Regions from separate parts of the Mus musculus genome. Here region 2 is linked to region 1. The links are chromatin contacts, found by Hi-C or POLR2A ChIA-PET in ENCODE. All regions are on one chromosome and are shown on one strand. The core of a region is the stretch at or near the end of the contact, and the rest is flanking DNA. Distances in the headings are between cores, read along the strand shown. Region 1 holds the start of Exoc8 (exocyst complex component 8). Region 2 holds the start of Egln1 (egl-9 family hypoxia-inducible factor 1).

Evidence for each region. Hi-C counts contacts between places; a loop is a spot of excess contacts on that map. ChIA-PET counts read pairs that join two places held with the same protein, here RNA polymerase II (POLR2A).
Region 2: a loop to region 1 is called in a map of gastrocnemius, with 13 times the contacts of the local background. The contact joins the promoter of Egln1 here to the promoter of Exoc8 in region 1. A Hi-C loop is called at or near these places in 18 of 37 maps with a recorded cell type or tissue (Patski, adrenal gland, gastrocnemius and 3 more). POLR2A ChIA-PET finds 5 or more read pairs at or near these places in 2 of 5 experiments (Patski and embryonic stem cell).

The regions. Positions count from the first base shown.
Region 1 is chr8:124,895,209-124,900,054 of GRCm38, forward strand. Exoc8 (exocyst complex component 8) reads right to left here and starts at 2,497. Exons shown (of 1, transcript NM_198103.2): 1 at 1-2,497. The coding sequence starts at 2,418. The coding sequence ends at 268. It overlaps Sprtn (SprT-like N-terminal domain), which reads left to right and starts at 2,686. Exons shown (of 5, transcript NM_001111141.2): 1 at 2,686-3,173; 2 at 3,868-3,967. The coding sequence starts at 2,950.
Region 2 is chr8:124,947,766-124,952,611 of GRCm38, forward strand. Egln1 (egl-9 family hypoxia-inducible factor 1) reads right to left here and starts at 1,489. Exons shown (of 5, transcript NM_053207.2): 1 at 468-1,489. The coding sequence starts at 1,289. It overlaps Gm46060 (a long non-coding RNA gene), which reads right to left and starts at 460. Exons shown (of 2, transcript XR_001778719.2): 1 at 1-460.

The sequences.
Region 1 (4,846 bases), core at 1,247-3,746:
AAATGTTCTGGTGTGACCATACACTCTACTTAAAGAATTATTAAAAAACAGAGCAAGACATGGTATGTGCTCTTGACAGTCCCAGTATTGGGGGGTTGTATGTGATGCTTAACACATTATCTTTCTCCTTTTGACTGCATTTTTCAGAGGGCACTTTTATATGCTGTCTGTGTCTCTGAGGAATGTGCTGACATTGTGTAATGTAAATACAAATGACGCATCTGTAGCACGTGTACACGTACACACACAAAGACACAGAGCAGAGCCTCAGACCACAGAAGTCGTGCTCTCGGGATTCACCCGCAGGAGCCGGGATGCGTTCCGGAGGTCCTGCAGCTGCTTGGCGGGCTTCCCCACACCTTCCTCAAACCTCCTCTCCACCACCGGGAGGACAGTTTCATAGAGAAAGGATGCGTTCTGCCTGATGAAGGCCTTCTTCTCGGGGTCCTGCTCACAGCGCAGGCTGTAGTCCACATGCTGCACAGCCACCAGGATGATTTCTACCAGGCTCTCCAGGAGCACCATGTGGAGCTCAGGGAAGTACAGTTTCAATGCCTCCTCCAGGAAGCCCATAGTCTGCTTGGTGAAGGCTACCACCGTGTAGCTCAAGTTCACCCAGCAGTCATCTCCCGTGTACTGCTCAAAGTTACTGACCCCGCAACTTTTCATCTCCTCCTTGAGCTTGCCCAGGGCCTCAGGAGTCATCAGGTTCATGCGGCGCCACATCTCCTCCGAGTTTCGGTGCTTGGTGGCTTCAATGATAATCTCCTTGTAACTGTGCAGGGCGCCCTGGATGTCCTTCACCAGCAGGGCGTGGATGATGAAGGTGAGGTCCAGCCCAATCTCTCCCAGCTGCTGGCAGTGCTCCTTGGCCACCTTCACACACTCAGCAGCGGTGGACAGGCTCTCCTTGCTGTCAAAAACCTGCTTGCTGAAAGCATCCACGAACATGCCCATGGCCGACCTTGCCCAGACCACAAAGGCAGAGTAGCAGCCACTGTCAGTGCCTGCAAAGTCCGTCTCAAACTCTCTCGCGGTCTCTAGGAGGCTGGTAAAGAAGACGTGGCACAGCTTGTGAATGTAGAGCAGCGTGGCGCCCTCAATCCTGAGCTGGCGGATGGCAGTGTGCACGGCTGCGGCCCTGTTCCTCAGAAACAGCTCGCAAGCCTTCGTGCACTGGCCCAGCCGGATCAGCTGAGACACGGCTCTCCGAGTAGCCTTGGGGCCGCCTCTCAGAGAGCGATCCGGGGAGAGCTCAAACACAAGCACCTCGGTGAGCTGTCGCACTCGTTCGTCCACTTTGGCCCTCAGCTCTTTCACAGGAGGTGGGCTGGGCTTATCTTCCAGGTAGTGATTTAATTTGTCCAGCAAGTCCACGGCACCCTCAAAGTCCCTCTGTGCAATACAAACATCCAAGTCTTCCGGCAGCTCTTGGATCCACTCCATGGAAAGGTCAACCTTTTCCTCCTCCGCCTCAGGGGTGGCCAGTTCTTCATCATCCTCGTCCTCAAACGGGTTGCTGCCCTTGGAAGTGACCGGTGGTGGCGCACGCGGGGCTGCTGCCTCCTCCTGCTCCCGCCTCCTCTTGTCGCTGAGGGCCCTCTTGGTTTCCTCCAGCACTTCCAGCCACTCGCGCTTGATCTTGGCATTTTCCGCCTGGAAGATTCGGCTCTCGGGGAACATGAGAAGCTTGAACATGTCTTTCATGGGCGGATTGTCTTTGACGTTGACCACCGCCAGGCGGTCCAGCGGGTAGAGTGCGTTGTAGCGGTACATGCCTCGCCGTTGTGGCAGCCAGGTGGCCACCAGCAGACAGTCGTTCATGAGGAAGCCGTGCACGCGCTGCAGCTGGGCCATGTGGTCCGCATCGTATTCCACCAGGTCCCCGTTGTACACCAGGTACTGACCTGGCGTCTCCAACAGGTCCCTGCAGCCCTCCACCTTCTCCAGCAGCGTGGTGAGCGTTCGCTGCTTGCCCTCCTCGCCCGTCCCGGAACCCTCTCGAGGGACGCCCGCCGGCCCGGGCAGGAAGCCCGCCTGGACCGCCCCGCGCTCCCGCGGCCCCGCGCCGGCCGTGTCCTCACCCGCAGAGGCGCCCGCGGCGGCGGCGGGCAGCAGTGCCAGCGGGATGCTCTCCAGGCTGCTCTTCTGCTCAGTCAGCAGGTGGCTCAGCTGGTACATTTCGCTCTCCAGGTAGGAGATCTCCCGCGCCGTCTCGATGAACTGCCGGTAGTTCTGGTAGACGTTGCGCTTCAGGTTCTGTGCCGTCTCCTCTGCCAGCGCCTGCACCCGCTGCCGGTGCTCCTGCAGGTCGCGGTCGCCGTCCGACTGCTGCGACAGTTGCTTCACGTACAGCCGCGCCTCGAAGCCCCCCGACTCCAGCTGCCTCCGCAGGCGGCTCGCCCCGCTGTCCGACATGGCTGCCACTCGTCTTGCTCCCGCGGCCCGCAGTGGCTGTTACTCGCCGCCTCCGGGCCCCACCCGAGCCCGGTGGAGAAGGCAGCGGAGGAAGCGGGGCGGGAGCAACACCCAAACGCCTGCGCCGGAGCCGAGCGCTGCATTGCGCCTGTGCCAGAGTCGAGCCGCTCGCACTGCGCCTGCGCCCGGGGCGGAGTGCGGACAATGCGCCTGCGCGGAAACGGCAGCGTCTTAAGGCGCGTGCGCGGACGAGCCAGCACGGAAGTCAGAGGAGGGTCCGGCACGGACCAGACTTGACGTGTGTCGCCGGACCTCAGCGGCTGTCAGGAGACAACCGGCTGCCTAAAGCCGTCCCCAGCCCGAGCCCAGCGTTCCTAAGCCTGTGCCCGCGGGGCAGCGCCGAGCCACCTTCGGTTAGGCGTTCGAGGCTAGCCCGCGCGCCCTGACAGCAGGGCCGGGAGGCCTCGCGAGATCCGTGCGCCGCACGAGCCCGACCGGCGTCTTGGGAGCGGCCGAGGTGGGAGTAGCGGGATGGACGAGGATCTGGTGGTCGCGTTGCGGCTGCAGGAGGAGTGGGACGTGCAGATGGCGCGGCGCGCGGCGGCGGCGCGGGAGCCCGTGTCGTTGGTGGACGCGTCCTGGGAGCTGGTGGACCCCACCCCAGACCTGCAGGCGCTCTTCCTGCAGTTTAACGATCGCTTCTTCTGGGGTCAGCTGGAGGCGGTGGAGGTGAAGTGGAGTGTGCGCATGACCCTGTGAGTGCGTCCGCGAACGGCTCGGAACGTCGGGAAGGGCCAGGCCGCTAAATTGTCGTTGGTGTCCCCGCCTCGCGGCGCAGGGAGAGGTCGCCGGGAAACGTGCCCACTCCCCAGTCCCGGGCCCAACGTCCCTCAGTGATGAACCAGCCGGATCCCTTATCAGAGTTTGAGAAATCCTATTCGAGATAGTAATCTGCCCCGCACATACACTGTCACATAGCAGCTTGAGGTAAAGCAGGCTAAGACGTAGTGTACTTCTAACCTCATACCAGCCCTGTGACTGTTTTGGGAGAAGTGCCCATGTATGCCTGTGCGGAGGGGAGAGGGTGACAGTGGGTGAGGGTTAGCAAGTGTTAACTCTCTGAAGCCAAGTGACCCACTCAGGAAAGCCATCCTCCCATCAGGGACGTTTTCTTGTGAAACAGTTCTTGCCCAAGAACTGTTAGGGATTTGCTGCCCACCCCCACCCCCTTTTTTGTGGGGAGAGGGGAGAGGGCCTCACTATGTATCTGTGGCTGTCCTGGAACATACTCTGTAGACCAGGCTGGCCTGGAACTCGGAGATCCTCCTGCATCTGCCTTCCACGTGCTGGGATTAAAGGCCTGCACCACCATGCCAGACTAAGGTTTGCTTTTTGTTCTGTCTCCTCTGTATTCGTTGACCCTAATCCATTGTTGTGACTGTTTTCCAGGTGTGCTGGGATCTGCACCTATGAAGGGAGAGGAGGCATGTGCTCCATCCGTCTCAGTGAGCCCCTGTTAAAACTGAGACCAAGAAAGGACCTTGTAGAGGTATTCTTTGCATAAGCCTGATTCTCAACAAGTTGATTTGCAGGATTTATTTATTTATTTATTTATTTTTAAGAGATGGGTTCTTTGTTTGTTTGTTTGTTTGTTTTTCGAGACAGGGTTTCTCTGTGTAGTCCTGGCTGTCCTGGAACTCACTCTGTAGACTGGGCTGGCCTCGAACTCAGAAATCCGCCTGCCTCTGCCTCCCAAGTGCTGGGATTAAGGGCGTGTGCCACCACCACCCGGCTAGAGATGGGTTCTTGATAGCAGCCCATACTGGCTTCAACCACAAGATCCTCTTGCCTCTACCCAAGGGTTTACAGCTGTGCACCACCATTCCTGGCCAGGTTATTTTGTTGATTTTAAGAGACAAGAGTCTCTGTTCCTTAGGTTGGCCCTGGTCTTTATGCTTCTCTTGCTTCAGCTTCCCCAGTGAGCTGTCATGCCCATACCCAGCTATTTTTAGAGGGGTTGATGGTGAGCTGATCTCAAACGCCTGAGCTTTCTGCCTCCATCTTGAGATTTGCCATCACGGGTACGCACCAGGCTGTCGGCTCTTTCAGTGTTGGCATTTCCGGTTCGGCACCTGGAGTCTGGATTGTAGAGTTTTCACTATCAGGATTTTAAAGTTTTGTGTGGTTGGATTCACTGACCTTTTGGGTTTGGGTTGGTTAAGTTAAATGGGCCTTTGTGAAAAATGTTAATTCTGTGAAGGGGATTGTTGACTGGGTTCTGCAGAGCTTGGAATATTATATGTAAAGGTTTGTACTTGGGTCTGCAGAAGGATAGGACTGCAGGTTAAGAAAGAGAATTCATGCCGGGCGTGGTGGCAGAAACCTTTAATCCCAGCACTTGGGAGGCAGAGGCAGGCGGATTTCTGAG
Region 2 (4,846 bases), core at 239-2,738, 52 kb after region 1:
GAAACACCGCTTTCCTGGTTTGGTAGTGGGTTTCAAAACGGTAGGGACAGCCAGCAAGATAAAGCTACACGGGGGAGGGGAGCAGGCCGCCAAGCTTTTCCTGAATACAGGGAGTTTTCCGACCACAGGCTTTTAAATGAACCTTTCTGGGGGCAGCTGACAGAGTCCTAGCTAAACACAGTGTCTGGCTCTCAATCAGAGCCGGGTGCGCGCTAAAAACCGCGGGGCTTTTAACTAGCTCAGGCACACAGGCAAGATAAGATGCATCACCCAGACCCGGTGTAGCTGGTACCCCAACGACCCCCACGAGTGACCAGGGCTCCGGCAGGCTCTGCACTGTGCACTGTGGCAGACAGTACAAGGACAAAAGGAGCCACGCTAAGACAGAGCGCCGGGCCCCGGGTCTGCGGGGGCGGGGGGTGGTCCTCACAGACCCTCCTCCGGTCGCAAGAGCCCCAGCCACTTACTTTCGTTCGGCCGTTTATCCTGTAGTTGCCCAGCTTCCCGCTGCAGTGGCGGATCAGGTCGTCCATGCTGCTCATGAGCAGGCCGATGGTTTCGCAGCCGGGCTCTTTGCCCTCGATCCAGGTGATCTGGTCCCCCCGGATGTCCTTGGAAGAGTCACTCTTCTGGCTGACCAGCTGCCCGTCCGTGAACTTGCCGGTGTCGTGCAGGGCGCGCACCTCATCGCCGATCTGCTGCCCGGTCTCCCTGCCCAGGAAGTCGTCCACCACGCAGATGCCGTGCTTGTTCATGCACGGCACGATGTACTCCAGAGCCAGCTTCAACGCGGGCAACGGCTTGGTCTGCCCGTTGGGCCGCAGCCCTCCACCGGGACTCAGCGCCTCCCCGGGGCCGCCACCCGCTGGGCACAGGCTGGCGCGCTCGGGGCCCGGAGACCGGCTAAGCGGAGGATCCTCGGAGCCGGGCTCTGCTGGGCCGGGGCCGCTCCGGGCCTGCGCCGCGTCCTCCGGGCCCGGTACGCGCGAGGCCGCCGCGCTGTCCCCGCGCCGGGCCGCCCCGCCGGCGCGCGCGGCTCCGGGGGCCCCACCGGGCGGGGGCGCGACGCGGGGCTGCGCCGGCGCGGGCTGCGCGCGGGGGGCCTCGCCGCCCTGGCACACCAGCTTGTGCTTCTTCCAGTCCTGGCGCTGGTGCTCTTTGCAGCAGTAGAAGGAGCTGCGGCAGCGGCCGCAGCGCAGCAGGTTCTCCATCTTCCCGCACAGCTCGCAGTACTGCCGGTCGCGCTCGCTGGCGCTCAGCACGCCGGGCCCGCCGCTGTCACTGGCCATGGCCGCGGCAGGGCGGGCCGCGGGCCGGGAGCGGGGCGGCGGCGGGGCCGTCGGGGCGCCCGCCCGGGGCCGCCGCCCGCTGCGGGAGGCCGCGCGCGCCCTGGCCTCGCCTGCCTTGCCCGGGGCCGCCTAGCGCCGCATCGCGCCGGAGAGAGCGCGGCCTGCGCGGCGCACAGCGCCCTGGGCGGGCGGGCCCAGCCGGCTGCGTCGGGGCGGGCGGGCAGGGCGCGGGCCTGCGGGCGCCACTCGCTCCGCGCGCGCTGCACGTACACCACGGCCCCGGCGACCCGGCGCGCGGGCGGAGAGGGCGGGGGCCGCGCGCACGCGGCGGGCCGGGCCTAGCGGGCGGGCGCGCCGCTTCCTCCGCCCTCCCCTCCTCCTCGCGGCTCCGCCCGGGGCGCGCGTCGCCGGCCTGCGCGCGCGCAGCTCCACCTGCCTGTCCGGGCCCGCCGGCAGCGCTCCGGGGCTGCCTCGGCCACCTCGGTCCCGCGGAGGAGGAAACGGAAGCTCAGACGGCCGCTGGGCCGCTCCAAGCTCCGGGACGGCCGCTGCGCGCTCCCGGTCTGCTGCTCCCCGGAGGCCGCGGAGGGCACAACAAAGGCCCCCCGGGCAGCCTGCTCCGGGACCGGCTCCTGCAGTCGCCGGGCCTGGTTCTGGCTTTGCTTTGTTTTTGCTTTTCTGCGGTCCTTAAACTCTTGAGATTTCTCCCGGTTCCGGTTCGAGACCTCTGGGTTAAGTAAGGTAATCAGGGCTCGGTTCCAGATCCGCATTCAGGCCTGAAGCTCTCAAGAGCATAGTCCGTGAACGAAGCTGCACAGGGAGTTAAAGTCTCACATTAGAATCTGCCAATAGTGTCTGCAGAATTATGAGGATTATTACGGGCTTTCTTTGTTGTCTTGAGACGCAGCCCGGTAGTCCTCGGAAGTAGATTCTCCTACCTCTTCTGGTCAGTGGTAAGGTGATTAGCGTGAGCCCTCTTTGCCAACTCAGTTATCTGCATTTTGTTTGATTTCAGTGTTGTAAATTGAGACGAACACACTAGTTGCTGTTTCTTTGTTTTTATGAAACCTTCAAACCTCATAGAGCTTGGCACGGTGGTAAACGGCTTTAATGCTGGCACTCAGAGGCAGGAAGATCATTGTGAGATTGGGGCCAGCCTGGGCTACAAAGTGAGTTCCAGGATCAAACGCACTTGCACACACAGCTCAGAGAAACAAACCAGAGACTGTCGGTTCCACGTGTGATTTGTAGTAAGTAACTAGTGGGGCCGGGGCAAGGAGAATGACGGGTATATTTGGAGCTGCAGAGAGGGAAGCAAGAGCTGTACAGGTTGAGGACCAACCTGCTCTATGTGGTGGGTTCTGGGACAGCCAGGGCTACGGAGTTCGACATGGTCATACAGCCTCCAAAACAGAAGGACCTCCCTAGGTGCAAACATTTGTCATAATGTACACACACGGTCGTATACTTGAGTGTAGCCATTGGGACAGACAGCCGAGAATTTAAAATTGCTGTTTGGATGCCAGGGGGAACACAGAAACGGGAATTGTTAGCTCTGCCATTTGAATGAAGTTGCAAGCAAACAACTCCGAAATGTAAGAGCGACAACATTTACACGCATACACTTTGAGAATAATCTTGAAGCTGAACATGGTGGTAGCACACGTCTGTAGTGCCAGCTCTTGGGAGATGGAGACTGAGTTCATCTTTGCTTACACAGAGGCCACCCCTGACTACATGAGCTCCTTCCCAGTGCAAAAATACAAAGCCATTTTGATCTGGGGGTGTAGTTCAGGGGTACAGTGCTTGCTTGCTGTATGCAAAGCCCTCAGTTCATTTCCCGGGACCAAAGAAAATATTTTTCTGAAATGCATACATTGAATGCAGGAAGCAGGCTGGGCCTGTGGCTCATTTAGCTCTTTGCTGGAAGCCTAGAGTCCTAACCTTGATCCCCAGGAACCTCCCCCCACAACCTCCCCCCCCACACAAGTAAGTAGATATAAGTAGAATCAGATAGTTCTTCGGCCTCTTTTTTGCTAGAGTACATACACTTTTTTTTTTTTTAACTGTTTGTAAAAGGAACTTGTCTTGGCAGGAAGCAACAAGCAGGGAATTTGTTACAATTCTTTTACATTTACTTGCTTGTACTTATTAAAATTGCCCACATAGTCAAAGGACTCTAATTTTTTTTATTACAGCTTATTGGTTTAGGGTGTATGTGTACATAATGTGGGCATGTACAATCCACAGTGCGTCTGGAGGTCAGAGGACAACAGAGGAAGCTCTCTCCTTTGCTCTCTCCTTCAATCTCGGCTCAGGCTCAAGGTGTCGGTCCCAGGACCTCTCCCTGCCAAGCCGCTGACCCCAACAGTTTCTCTCTCAGGAGGTTAACGTTCAGTTTAGCTCTCTACATGGTTTGTGTGTGTGTGTGTGTTTAACTGTATTTTTTACTGAATTCTACTTAAAGACATCAGACTTAAGATTTTAGTGAACAGAATCAGTCATGGCTCTCATGCGGTCGCACACTGACAACGCTGAAACAGTTCCGAGTTTCAAGTTCCAGGCCAGCCTATCTCAGAAGACAAGTAACCCAGAAATGCCTGGTTACTTTTCTTGTTGCAATTAAGCATATAGAATCACAAACATACAGTTAATAGAAAGTCAAATACAGAAGGCAGGAAAGATGGATCAGTGGTTAAGAGCACTGGTTGTTCTTCCAAAGGACCTAGGTTCAAATCCCAGCACCCATGTGGCAGCTCACAACTATAACTCTAGTTCCAGGGCATCTGAAATTTTCTCACCAATGCATACAAATTATATATATATACAATATATATAAAATACATACACATTTACACACATATATTACACATATATATTTACATATATATAAATAAAATTATATATATATATATACATATATGTGTATATATATTCAAATATAAAGTACTCCTTTCAAATGTTTCCAAAAGTCCACAATTATGGACTTTGTGATTATTGTAGTTTGATAACTTAGGCAGTAATTCTCATCTGGGAGGTCTTGGTTAGCGTGCCACTGACTAAGTTGCTTGGATAAGAATCTGGTCTACCATCACCATGGTAGCTGTCAACATAAAACTGTCTTAATGGTCAGTCTATGAAGTAGGAAGTGGTAGAGGCTCCATTGAACAGAAGGTGAGTGGTATGCTGTGGGAGTTGCTGCTTTTCAGGCAGTGCCTGCCTCCAGCCCGTCAAAAACAACATGGTGAAAACAGACTGAAGATTTCAAGGAAGTGCCACTTTGTCTGCTCCTACATGACAACCTGGACCACAGCTGATTGCTACCTGAGTGGCCACCATTCTTGGCGGGAGCTCCCCTAAGTTAGGAAGCAATGATCTCAGAAGTGTCAAAGGCAGACACCAGGCAGAGAGTGAGGTTCCAGGGGCAATGGTGTGATGGTGGCATGTTCCTGAGGCAGGAGGATTGAAAGTTGAATTCTTGCTTACAGAGTGTGCCTGGGCTACAAAGCAAGTTCAGGGTCAGCCTAGACAAGTTAGTGAGGCCCAAAGTCTCCAAG